Regions from separate parts of the Homo sapiens genome. Here region 2 is linked to region 1. A link is an interaction called in ENCODE POLR2A ChIA-PET data of the cell type or tissue named here. Cell type or tissue: PC-9. All regions are shown on one strand. Links, peaks and the distances in the headings refer to the core of each region. The heading gives the core; the rest is flanking DNA. Region 1 has its middle 100 kb from the start of FAM53A. Region 2 overlaps LOC124900162 (a long non-coding RNA gene).

What was found. Peaks named below come from ENCODE experiments on the same cell type or tissue, not always from the same donor. Only the 100,000 strongest peaks of a DNase experiment are listed, where the experiment ranks them.
Region 2: POLR2A ChIA-PET joins it to region 1 with 7 read pairs; 1 of 35 experiments calls an interaction of 5 or more read pairs at or near these places.

The regions. Positions count from the first base shown.
Region 1 is chr4:1,578,449-1,583,813 of GRCh38, reverse strand. It overlaps a transcript of FAM53A not described here. Among named protein-coding and RNA genes, the nearest start is that of FAM53A, 100 kb to the left of the region's middle. RefSeq lists silencers at 2,450-2,609, 2,426-2,652, 3,026-3,235, 3,416-3,475, 4,273-4,552 and an enhancer at 4,934-5,365. In PC-9, for the core only: a CTCF peak has its summit at 4,373; DNase peaks (open chromatin) are centred at 2,503 and 3,133; H3K4me3 peaks cover 1,358 bases.
Region 2 is chr4:615,342-620,706 of GRCh38, reverse strand. LOC124900162 (a long non-coding RNA gene) reads right to left here. Exons shown (of 2, transcript XR_007057986.1): 2 at 2,609-2,985. Among named protein-coding and RNA genes, the nearest start is that of PDE6B, 7.5 kb to the left of the region's middle. In PC-9, for the core only: no CTCF peak of the experiment used is centred there; a DNase peak (open chromatin) is centred at 2,916; H3K27me3 peaks cover 2,224 bases.

The sequences.
Region 1 (5,365 bases), core at 58-5,057:
TCTGGCTGGAGAGGACGTCTCCTGGAAAGCAAGCTGGCGGCAGGTGGTGAAAGCAGGCAGGTGCCCACCCATGAGCCGGCAAGAACGACACTAACGCTTCAATCCTCGCACAAGCCCCGGGAGGAGGGACAGGTATCAGGCGGAGCACAGCAGCAGGGTCAGGAGCACAAAGGCCAGGATGGCTCCACCTGAGCTGCTGGGAGCTGCAGGACTGGGAGGGTTGTGCACACTTGCTGTGCCTTGTAACCGGAGCTGCACATGAGACGTGTGAGAAGCACATGAGGTGATCATGCAAAGTGCTTGATCCCTGCTGGCACAGACCAGAGATTATTGTCCTCCTGGGAGCACAGATCAAGCACAGGGAAGCCAGTGAATGGCTCGTTCCCCAAGGGAGACACGAGACTCCTCTGACCAGTGACTTTGGCCTTAGGCCTGTGCTGGGTCTAAGATGTGGCCACCTTGCCTCCTGCTGGTCCCGCTCTTCTTCATGGGGCAGACCTGGGACCCCGCTTCCTTTGCTTTTCTCCCATCTCTAACTGTACCCTGCCTGCAGAGGACACTCCGCCCACCTCCTCTTGGTGCTGGTCCCCTCCCCAGTGCACTCTCGACAGCCTCTGGCCCTCCCAGAGAACATGATTTTGCTGGGTCTCTGGCACCCACAGTGTGTTCACCCAGCACACCCATCTCCCTTTGCCATCTCCCAGGACAACTGGACATTGCCATTTCACTGAGAGTTAACTATCACTTTGTTTAGGCTCCTAAGAGCCAACTAGCAGTGAGTTTGCCCTATCACCCAGGTTCTTGACAGGATGTTAATTCTCATGACCAAGAAAGAGTCGTCAAATCAATGCATTCTTGCTCATCCAGGCTGATCCCTTCATCTGGGACCTAGAAATCCAATCCCAAGGTTTTTCTCTGGATCCTGCCTATATATGTAGCTATTTTTTGTTTTGCTTTAGTTGAGACAGGGTCTCACTCTGTTGCCCATGTTGGAGTGCAGTGGGGAACATAGTTCATGGCAGACTCGACCTCCTGGGCTCCAGTGATCCTCCTGTCTCACCCTCTCTAGTAGCTAGGACTACAGATGTGCGCCACCACACACCTGGCTAATTTTTGTTTTTGTAGAGATGGGGTCTCACCATTTTGCCCAGGCTGGTCTTGAACTCCTGGGCTCAAGAGCTCCTCCCGCCTCGGCCTCCCAAAGTGCTGAGATCGCAGGCGGGAGAGGACTGATCTCGGGCTGGGTGGCTCTCTGAGGCCAAGGTCAGCCTCCAAATGGGGTCTCAGCCAGGGCCGCCAGCCTCCTCCTGGTCTTCCCAGCCTGGGTGCAGGGTGCAGGGCCTCCCGTCCACTCTCTCTTGGGTCTGTGTAGGTGGCATACATGGCACTGGCTCACTCCCTGCCCTTCTGGTCTTTCCCCGCGGGGTGGTGGTGACGTCCGTGGCAGGGAGGGGAGTGTCGTTCAGCTGGGTCCAGGAGGAACGCCGTGGACTCTGTCCAGCCCTGCTAGGCAGCATGCCCTGATGGCCGTGGCCTGGCTGGAGTATAGGTCACAGAGCATCTGCCCTGCCACACTGCCCCCACGGCAGGGACCCTTCTTATCATATCAGTAGTAAACGCTGAAACGTGACATGAGAATGGCGTCTCCTTGCTGTCCTAAAGCTCATTTCTTGGATTGCTGACAAGGTTCGGCTGTTTGCCATGTGCTGCCTTCAAGTAGTCAAGGAGCTCTGTGTGGCTGATGTAAAGAAATTTTGGGTGGGGAGTGATGGCTCACACCTGTAATCCCAGCACTTTGGGAGGCCAAGGCAGGAGGATCACTTGAGCTCAGGAGTTGGAGGAGGCTGCAGTGAGCTGTGATCACACCACTGCACTCACACCCAGATGACAGAGCAAGACCCTATATCAAAAAAAAAAAATGCTGGGCATGGTGGCTCAAGCCTGTAATCCCAGCACTTTGGGAGGATGAGGAGGGCAGATCACCTGAGGTCAGGAGTTCGAGACCAGCCAGGGCAACATGGAGAAACCCTGTCTCTACTAAAAATATAAAAATTAGCTGGGTATGGTGGCGGGTGCCTGTAATCCCAGTTACTTGGGAGCCTGGGCAGGAGAATTGCTTGAACCCAGAGGCAGAGGTCGCAGTGAGCCAAGACTGCCCCATTGCACTCCAGCCTGGGCGACAAGAGCAAAGCTCTGTCTTAAAAACAAAACAAAACAAAAAAAGATATTTGGCCTGCTTAGAAACACATACATGTCTTAAAAGTCTAATTGGGTTTTGCCAGTAATATTCCAGATATGCAGGACCACGAGGAAGAGAAAATTCAGGTAACAGTTAAATATTTAAGAAAATGACCGATTTCTAGAACATTTGGAGAAAATTGGAAACTCAAAATTGGTTTTGTCTTTAACTTCTACTTCTGTAAGGGAGGGGACATTATGATGAAAGTCTGGTCTGAGCAACTGTGGCATGCAAGACCACAGGAGGCGAGGCCAGGGTGAGGGGCGGGGCCTGGGCCGCAGGCGGGGCCCTGAGCAGAGGTGGGGCTCTGAGTGGGAAGCGGGGCCCTGAGTGGAGGCGGGACCTGGGTGAGAGGCGGTGCCTGGGTGGGAGGCGGGGCCCTGAGTGGGAGCCGTGGCCCAGGTTAGAGGGGGGGCCTGGGTGGGAGGCGGGGCCCTGAGTGGAGGCGGGGCCTGGGTGAGAGGCGGTGCCTGGGTGGGAGGCGGGGCCCTGAGTGGGAGCCGTGGCCCAGGTTAGAGGGGGGGCCTGGGTGGGAGGCGGGGCCCTGAGTGGAGGCGGGGCCTGGGTGAGAGGCGGTGCCTGGGTGGGAGGCGGGGCCCTGAGTGGGAGCCGTGGCCCAGGTTAGAGGGGGGGCCTGGGTGGGAGGCGGGGCCCTGAGTGGAGGCGGGGCCTGGGTGAGAGGCGGTGCCTGGGTGGGAGGCGGGGCCCTGAGTGGGAGCCGTGGCCCAGGTTAGAGGGGGGGACCTGGGTGGGAGGCGGGGCCTTGAGTGGGAGGCGGGGCCTGGGTGGGAGGCGGGGCCTTGAGTGGGAGGCGGGGACCTGGACGGGAGGCAGGACCTGGGAGGGAGGGAGGGCTCGGGCAGGAGGCGGGTCCCTGAGCGGGAGGCAGGGTCCTCAGTGGGAGGCGTGGCCTGGGCGGGAGGCGGGGCCCTGAGTTGGGGGCAGGGCCTGGGCAGGAGGCAGGGCCTAGGCGGGAGGTGGGGCCCGAGGTAGGAGGCGGGGCCTAGGGCGGGAGGTGGGGCCCGGCTCCCTGAGTGGAGGCGGGGTCCGGGCGGGAGGCGGGTGGGGTCTGGGGCTCCGTGCACCCCGCGCCGGGGATGCTTTCTCCCTAGCTTGTTGCGCCGTCCGGTTCTGCCCCAGCCTTAGATCTCAGCTCTGAGCTGCCCTCACATCCCTGCAGATCTTTTCTGGCCACACTGGTGGCCCGCGGGGTATGGCTGCTTCCGTCTCGCGGCGTTGGCCTCCCTGACTGGCCGCCGGTGTAGGGCGCCGTGGGCGGGGTCCCTGGGGCGAGGCTGCCTGGCCTCCGCGGTTGGTTCGGCGGCCGCGGGGCTGCAGCTCCCGGCTCGCACTCCATCATCGACGGATGACAGCGGGAACGGTGGGAGTTCATTACAGGGACCATGAATTGTTGGAGGTAATTTAGATTACAATTTAAAGTTTAATTTAAAAATCTATCAACAAATGTGAAAGTACTGGAGGAACATTTTAAAATGCACTTTAATCTCACCAGCACAAATAGCTTCTCGGGGCTCTAAACATCATCACCTGGAAAAACAGTAAAACTTTACTGCATCTTTAATTAAATTACAAACACAAAGGATAATTAACTTTTTTATTTTTATTTTATTCCTGCCATTGTTTCTCCTTCGAGTCAATATCTTCCGGCTGCAGGAGCGGCTGTTAGGAGGAAGTTTACGGCGAGGCCTGATGGGTGGATGCCCCGGGGCGGATGCTCGGCCCCTGCGCCCTCCCTGCGGGCCCCGCAGCGCTGGGGCCGCGCCCCTTCGTATCCCCACAGCGCGGACACTCCTGGCCAGCCCGTGGCGGGAGGCGCCCTGGGGACACGCGTGGCCGTGGCTCGCGGGTGTCGCGTGTGCTCACCTCGGACCTGGGCGTTCTGAGTCGTAACTCACTCACGCCTCGCAGCGGCGCTGGGAGGCAGCCCCACCCCCTTTTACAGGCGGGGAAACGGGGGCTCAGAGAGGTCGGGCCATCCGCCCTGGTCACACAGAGGCTGCGTCACCGGCTGACTCGAGCCTGGCCCCACCCGTGCGCGTTGCACTTCTGGGTGCTGGGCTGCGGCCCAAGCCTCCTCCCCAGGACGCGGGGCTGGGACAAGGGGGCGAGTGCGGAGGGCGGGGGGGTGGCGCAGGCGCCCACGCAGGGGCTTGACATGCCGGTCCCCATGGGGTAGTAGACCGTGGGGGCCCGAGGGCGGCCGGGGTAGGGAGGGGCCTCCCACGAGGGCCGTGGGCGCAGCGGCAGGGCCCAGCCGAGGCCACCAGGGGGCGCCCAGCAGGCGCGGGCGGGGCCGGGGGCCGGGGCTCTGGCTGGGACCCTCGGGCGGGGATGGCGGCTAGGGGCGGGGGCGCGCCAGGGCAGGGAGGGCAGGGGGGGCAGGGGCCTGACGGGAGCCCCTGGAGGCGCAGCCGCCTCCGGGCTGGTCGGATTCGGGAGCGCTCGGGAGGGGCGTCCAGCAGCGCTGGGAAGGGGACCTCGATTCCGGCCTGGAGGGCGGGCGGTGCAATGGGGGGAGCGCCCCGGCTCTGCGCCTGCGGGGGTGGGGGGCCTAGGGGTGTCGCAGCCGGGCCGCGCCCTTTCCCGCCTGCTCTGCCTCGAGAGGCGACCCCTCTCCTCCCCCTCTTCTCTCCCCTCCCCCTCTTCTCTCCCCTCCCCCTCTTCTCTCCCCTCCCCCTCTTCTCTCCCCTCCCCCTCTTCTCTCCCCTCCCCCTCTTCTCTCCCCTCCCCCTCTTCTCTCCCCTCCCCCTCTTCTCTCCTCTCCCCCTCTTCTCTCCCCTCCTCCGCCCCTTCCCTGCCCTGCCCTCCCCTCCCTTCCCTGGTGACGGTGGGAGCTTTGGTTCGCTGCTTGCCTCCTCCGAGCCTCGTTGTCTGCAGAGGGCGGTTCGGGGTAGGGGGGTCGCGACCTCGTAGGTGGGCGTGGAGGGCAGGGCGCTTCCCATGGGGACCTGCAGAGTCTAGTGGGTCTGTCGCGCTCACGACAAATCTTCTGCCCCCAGCAAGGCCCGTGTGATGCCCTCTCCCCGTAACTGAGGGTCCCCTCACCTCCTACCCCCACACGTTCCTGCAGAGCTTCCAGGCCACACCGGCTCTCACGCCAACGCT
Region 2 (5,365 bases), core at 58-5,057, 960 kb after region 1:
TGAGGAGACAGAAAGTGAGCTCATGTCTCCATCGCGATGTCTCTGGGCTACATTCTGCTGAGTCTTTCCCTCGTTCTGTCATTTCACCTCTTTTCTGCAAACGTTTTTTTCAATCATGTAAATGCTTCTTTTCTAGTGGCCGGGACTTTCTGAGGTCTCCATCACCAACCCAGGTTCCTCGGGGCTCTGCACTTGACCTGGTCAGACGGGCCTTGTCCTGGTGCAGCTTTCAGGGGGCTCCCAGGTGGCCACTTTTGCTCAGCTCTTGGGGTTTTGTGCAGTGCGTGCGAAGCTTAGTCCTCAGCCAAAGCCCCATGTGGCCCTGTGCAGATCGTTGGAGCCTGTCGTGTGCACAGATTCCTCCTCGGCAGCAATCTTCCCTGCAAACTGCGGCCACCGCTGCCTCCCCAGGGCCAATCTGTCTTCCAAGCTTCGTAAGATCTCAAAACAGTAATTCATTTTTGTCTCCCAGTTTTCCATAACAACACATAAATAATTGCTATCATAAATTAGTATAGCCTCATGTAAGGTAATCCCTAATGTGTCTACACAGTGCTCTGCAGATTTTCAAAATAATGAAGATGTTTTCATGTGAATGGGGTGCCCTTGTGTTGTGCACAACCTGAGCGACTGTGCACCTTAGCCCCGTAGTATCCCAGAGAGGCTTTGACTTCCCATGTTGGGTGGATCCTGAAACTCTGAAGCAAGCATCTCATGATTAGGAGAACTAATGTAATTTTGCAGAGTCTTTTTAAAAATTATTTTCTCCTTTATTATCCCATAGTGATCATCAATAAAATATTTAAAATGTAGATGTCATGGGTATGAATGTTAGAATGGCAACTCTCTGGGCTGGGTGCGGTGGCTCACGCCTGTAATCCCAGCGCTTTGGGAGGCCAAGGCGGGCGGATCCTGAGGTTCGGAGATTGAGACCATCCTGGTTAACACAGTGAAACCCCGTCTCTACTAAAAAATAGAAAAAATTAGCCGGGCATGGTGGCAGGTGCCTGTAGTCCTGGCTGCTCGGGAGGCTGGGGCAGGAGAATGGTGTGAACCCAGGAGGCAGAGCTTGCAGTGAGCTGGGATCGTGCCACTGCACTCCAGCCTGGGCAACAGAGCAAGACTCCGTCCCCCCAAAGAAAAAAAAAAAAAAAAAAAGAATGGCAACTCTCTGGAGAAACAATCACTGAACTGGTAGAAAGGAATGAAATTATAAAGAAACAGTTGAACAGAAGAGGATTACCAGCAGATGAGAGCTATGGCTGCCTGATTTAAAAGGCCAGGGGAGGCCCACCAAAAAGGCCACAGGCCAGCCTGGCCAACATGGTGAAACCCCATCTCTACTAAAAATACAGAAATTGGTTGGGTGTGGTGGTGCGCGCCTGTAATCCCAGCACTTTGGGAGGCTGAGGCGGGCGGATCACCTGAGGTCAGGAGATCGAGACCAGCCTGGCCAACATGGTAAAACCCCGTCTCTACTAAAAACACAGAAATTGGTTGGGTGTGGTGGTGCGTGCCTGTAATCCCAGCACTTTGGGAAGCCAAGGTGGGTGGATCACCTGAGGTCAAGAGTTCGAGATCATCCTGGCCAACATGGTGAAATCCTGTCTCTACTAAAAATACAAAAACTGGTTGGGTGTGGTGGTGGGTACCTGTAATCCCAGCACTTTGGGAGGCCGAGGTGGGTGGATCACCTGAGGACAGGAGTTCGAGACCATCCTGGCCAATGTGGTGAAATCCCGTCTCTATTAAAAATACAACAATTGGTTGGGTGTGGTGGTGGGTGCCTGTAATCCCAGCTACTTCGATGGCTCAGGCACAAGAGTTGCTTGAACCGGGAAGCGGAGGTTGCAGTGAGCTGAGATCACACCACTGCACTCCAGCCTGGGCAACAGAGTGAGACTCTGTCTCAAAAAAAAAAAAAAAAAAAGCCACAGGAAGCTCCCCCGTGAGAAGCACTGATTCACCCCACAGCTCCAGAGGACCAAGAGATTCAGACCCTGGGGCTGGTGTCAGTTGGCACTCCCCAGGAAGCAGACACTGGGAAGCAGGTTCACTGTTGATTTGTTTGGACGTTGGTCCCCTCCAAGCCTCATGTTGAAATGTGATCCCTGATGTTGGACGTGGGGCCTGGTGGCAGGTGATTGGGTCATTGAGGTGGATCCCTCACGAACAGCTGGTACCCCTCTTGTGGGGCTGAGTTCTCCCTCTCACCTCCTGTGAGCTCAGGTTGTTAGAGCCTGGCCCCCACCCCCCTCTTCTCCCACCCTGGCATGATGGGTCCCCTTCACCTCCCCCACGAGTGGAAGCTCCTGAAGCTGTCACCAGAAGCAGACCCTGGTGCCAGACTTCCTGTACAGCCTTCAGAACCGTAAGCCAGAGAAACCTCTTTCTTTACAAATGAGCCAGCCCCAGGTGATGCTTTACAGCAACACAGCTGGACTAAGACAGCATGCCCTGGACTCAACCTGGACACCTGACTGACGCCCTGGACTCCAGCATGCCCTGGACTCAGCCTCAGGGGAGGACTCTAGAGAACTCCCAATACCATGAACCAGCATCAACCCACGTGCAAGAGTCCAGGGAGACAGAACACACACACAACCAGTTATGAAAGCAACTTTATTACTCACAGGCAGGCAGCAGGGAACAGCAGAAGCTTAGGATCCATGGTGAGCGGGTCCCCGAGGCTCGGGAAAGCTGCCCAGAACGAATGGAGCCTTGTCTATGTGTGTCCCGCTTCACACCACAGCTGAGAGATCCCAAAGGTGCACTCTGCTCTGGGTTCCATAGCCAGGGGTGACTCATAGGGCTACAGTGTGTGGGACATCCTGCCCTAGGAGGCACAGGAGCAGAGCCAGGGCTGTCCGGCCGGTCCTTCCCTAGACCAGGTGGTTGCATTCCTGGCACATTCTTCAGGTATTCTCGAGAAGTACGCGTGAGAAGGGAGGGGCTTGTTCATTCCAAGGCCACCTGGGACTTGTCCTGCAGATGCCAAGGCAGAATAGGAAGTGGATTTATGGGATGGGGGCTCCCTGCGAGGGGTAGAAGGGAGATGAAGGAGGGGCAGGTGGGGAACCCCAGGTGGGGGTGTGGTTGTGGCACCTGTGGAAGGAGAGGGAAGGTAGGTGGCTGGGCAGGACCAGCCTCAGACTGCAGTTCGAGACCGTACTAGCCAGGCTCGGAGGAGCCCTGGGGAAAGAACGCCTTTCGGGGGAGCCCCTGCGCGTGGAACATTCTGAGTCTACACCTGCCATTGCCCAAACTGGACTTCCAGCCTCTGGTACCTCATGTGAGGAGCTCAGGAGCCGCTGCTCCACCCTAACAACAAGTCAGCTGAGCAGACTGAAAATCAACAATTCTTCCCACACCCAAAACAGCGGTGAAGACGTAGGTACCTGGTACACCCAAGACTTGAGGGGCTGACGGGCGCTGGCCTGTCAATGACGGGGCCATGGTTTGCCGGAGCAGAGACGCATCCGTGGAAACCACCTCAGGAGCCTGTTCCAGGGCGGGGAAACCCGAACTGTAGCTGATAGATCCCTGGAGGCTCAGTGTGGGCAACTCCAAACTCCTCCGGGGACCCAGTCATGGCAGACACCACGGGGGGATCCAGTCATGGGGGACACCATGGGGGGACCCAGTCCTGGGGGACACCACGGGGGGACCCAGTCATGGGGACACCACGGGGGCACCCAGTCATGGGGGACACCACGGGGGGACCCAGTCGTGGCGGACATCATGGCGGGGGGACCCAGTCATGGGGGACACCACGGCAGGGGGACCCAGTCATGGTGGACACCGCACGTATGTGAGTTTTACCCCAGGAGTTCTACCACATTCTCACAGTGAATATCAGAAAAATCTCATTCTGCAGGTAGGAGGATGGAAAATGGAATCATTTTGAAACACACCAGAACATTCTGTCCTTAACAAGAGCTGCCCTCAGGAGAAACTGTTCAGCTAGACTATAACCTGCCAGGGGAAGAGAAATATCCAACTTCCGCCCCCTCGAGCCATCCTGTCTCATCTAAGAAAGTGAGGGGTGGGCGGCTGAGAAACCCTTGTGAAGCTCACAGCCCAATGCACAGTTTCACTAAAGACTGAGGCCTGGTTAGAAGGTTCTAGAATGCTTCCCCTCCCCCCACATCTTACAACCACATCACTAAAGGCATCTTTACGGCAGGTCTTTATACTCTGTACATCATGTCTGGCTATCAAGAAAATATTACAAGACATACTAAAAGGCAAAAAAAAAAAAAAAAAAAAAAAAAAAAAAAAACCCATACCAGAATTTGAGGAGCCAAAACAACCATTAAAACCAGACAAGGCAGTTATGTTGGAATTATCAGACCAGGAATTTAAAACAGCAATGATTAAGATGCCAAGAGCTCTAGTGGGTAAAGTAGACAGCACACAGGAACAGATGGACAATGTAAGCAGACAGATGGAAAGTCTAGGAAGGAACCAAAAAGAAACATAAAGATAGAAAACACGGCAACAGAAATGAAGACTGCCTTTGATAGGCTCATTAGGAGACTGGACACAGCTGAGGAAAAAGCCTCTGAGCTTGAGGATAGCTCAATAGAAATTTCCAAAAGTGAAAGGCAAAGAGAACAATCACTAAAAAAAAAAAAAAAAATAAAAGAACAGAATATACAAAAGCTGTAGGACACCCATAAAAGGTGTAACACAAATAATACCAGAAGCAGAAGAAAGGAAGGAAGGAAGGAAGAAAGGGACAACAAAAAAACTGAAACAATAATGACTGAGGGATCCTCCAAATTAATGTCAGACACCAAACCACAGATCCAGGAAGCTCAGAGAACACCAAGCAGGATAAATGCCAAAACAAAACAAAACAAAACAAAAAACACTGCCCCCAAAGAAAACAAACAAGTAAACAAAATGACACCTAGGCATCTCATATTTAAACTATGTAAAATCAAACATGAACAAATTTTGAAAGAAGCCAGAAAAAACCTCCCAACACCAACACCTTGCCTGTAGCGGAACCAAGATAAGAATGACATCCACCTTCTCTCAGGAACCATGTGTCTGAGTCCATTTTCTACCACTGTAACAGAATGCCACAGATGGGGTAAATTATCAGGAAGTTTATTTGGCTCACAGTTCTGGGAGATGGGAAGTCCAGGAGCTTGGTGCTGGCATCTGGCCAGGGTCAGTCTATGGTGAGGGGCAGAGCAGGGACGCAAGCAGGGGAGACAGAGAAAAAATCAGCCTGAACTCATCCTTTTATCAGGAGCCCACTCCCAAGACAACGCACACACTCCTGAGTTAATGGCACTAATCTGCTCACGAGGGTGAAGCCCTCAGGAGCTAATCGCCTCTCAAGGGTCCCATC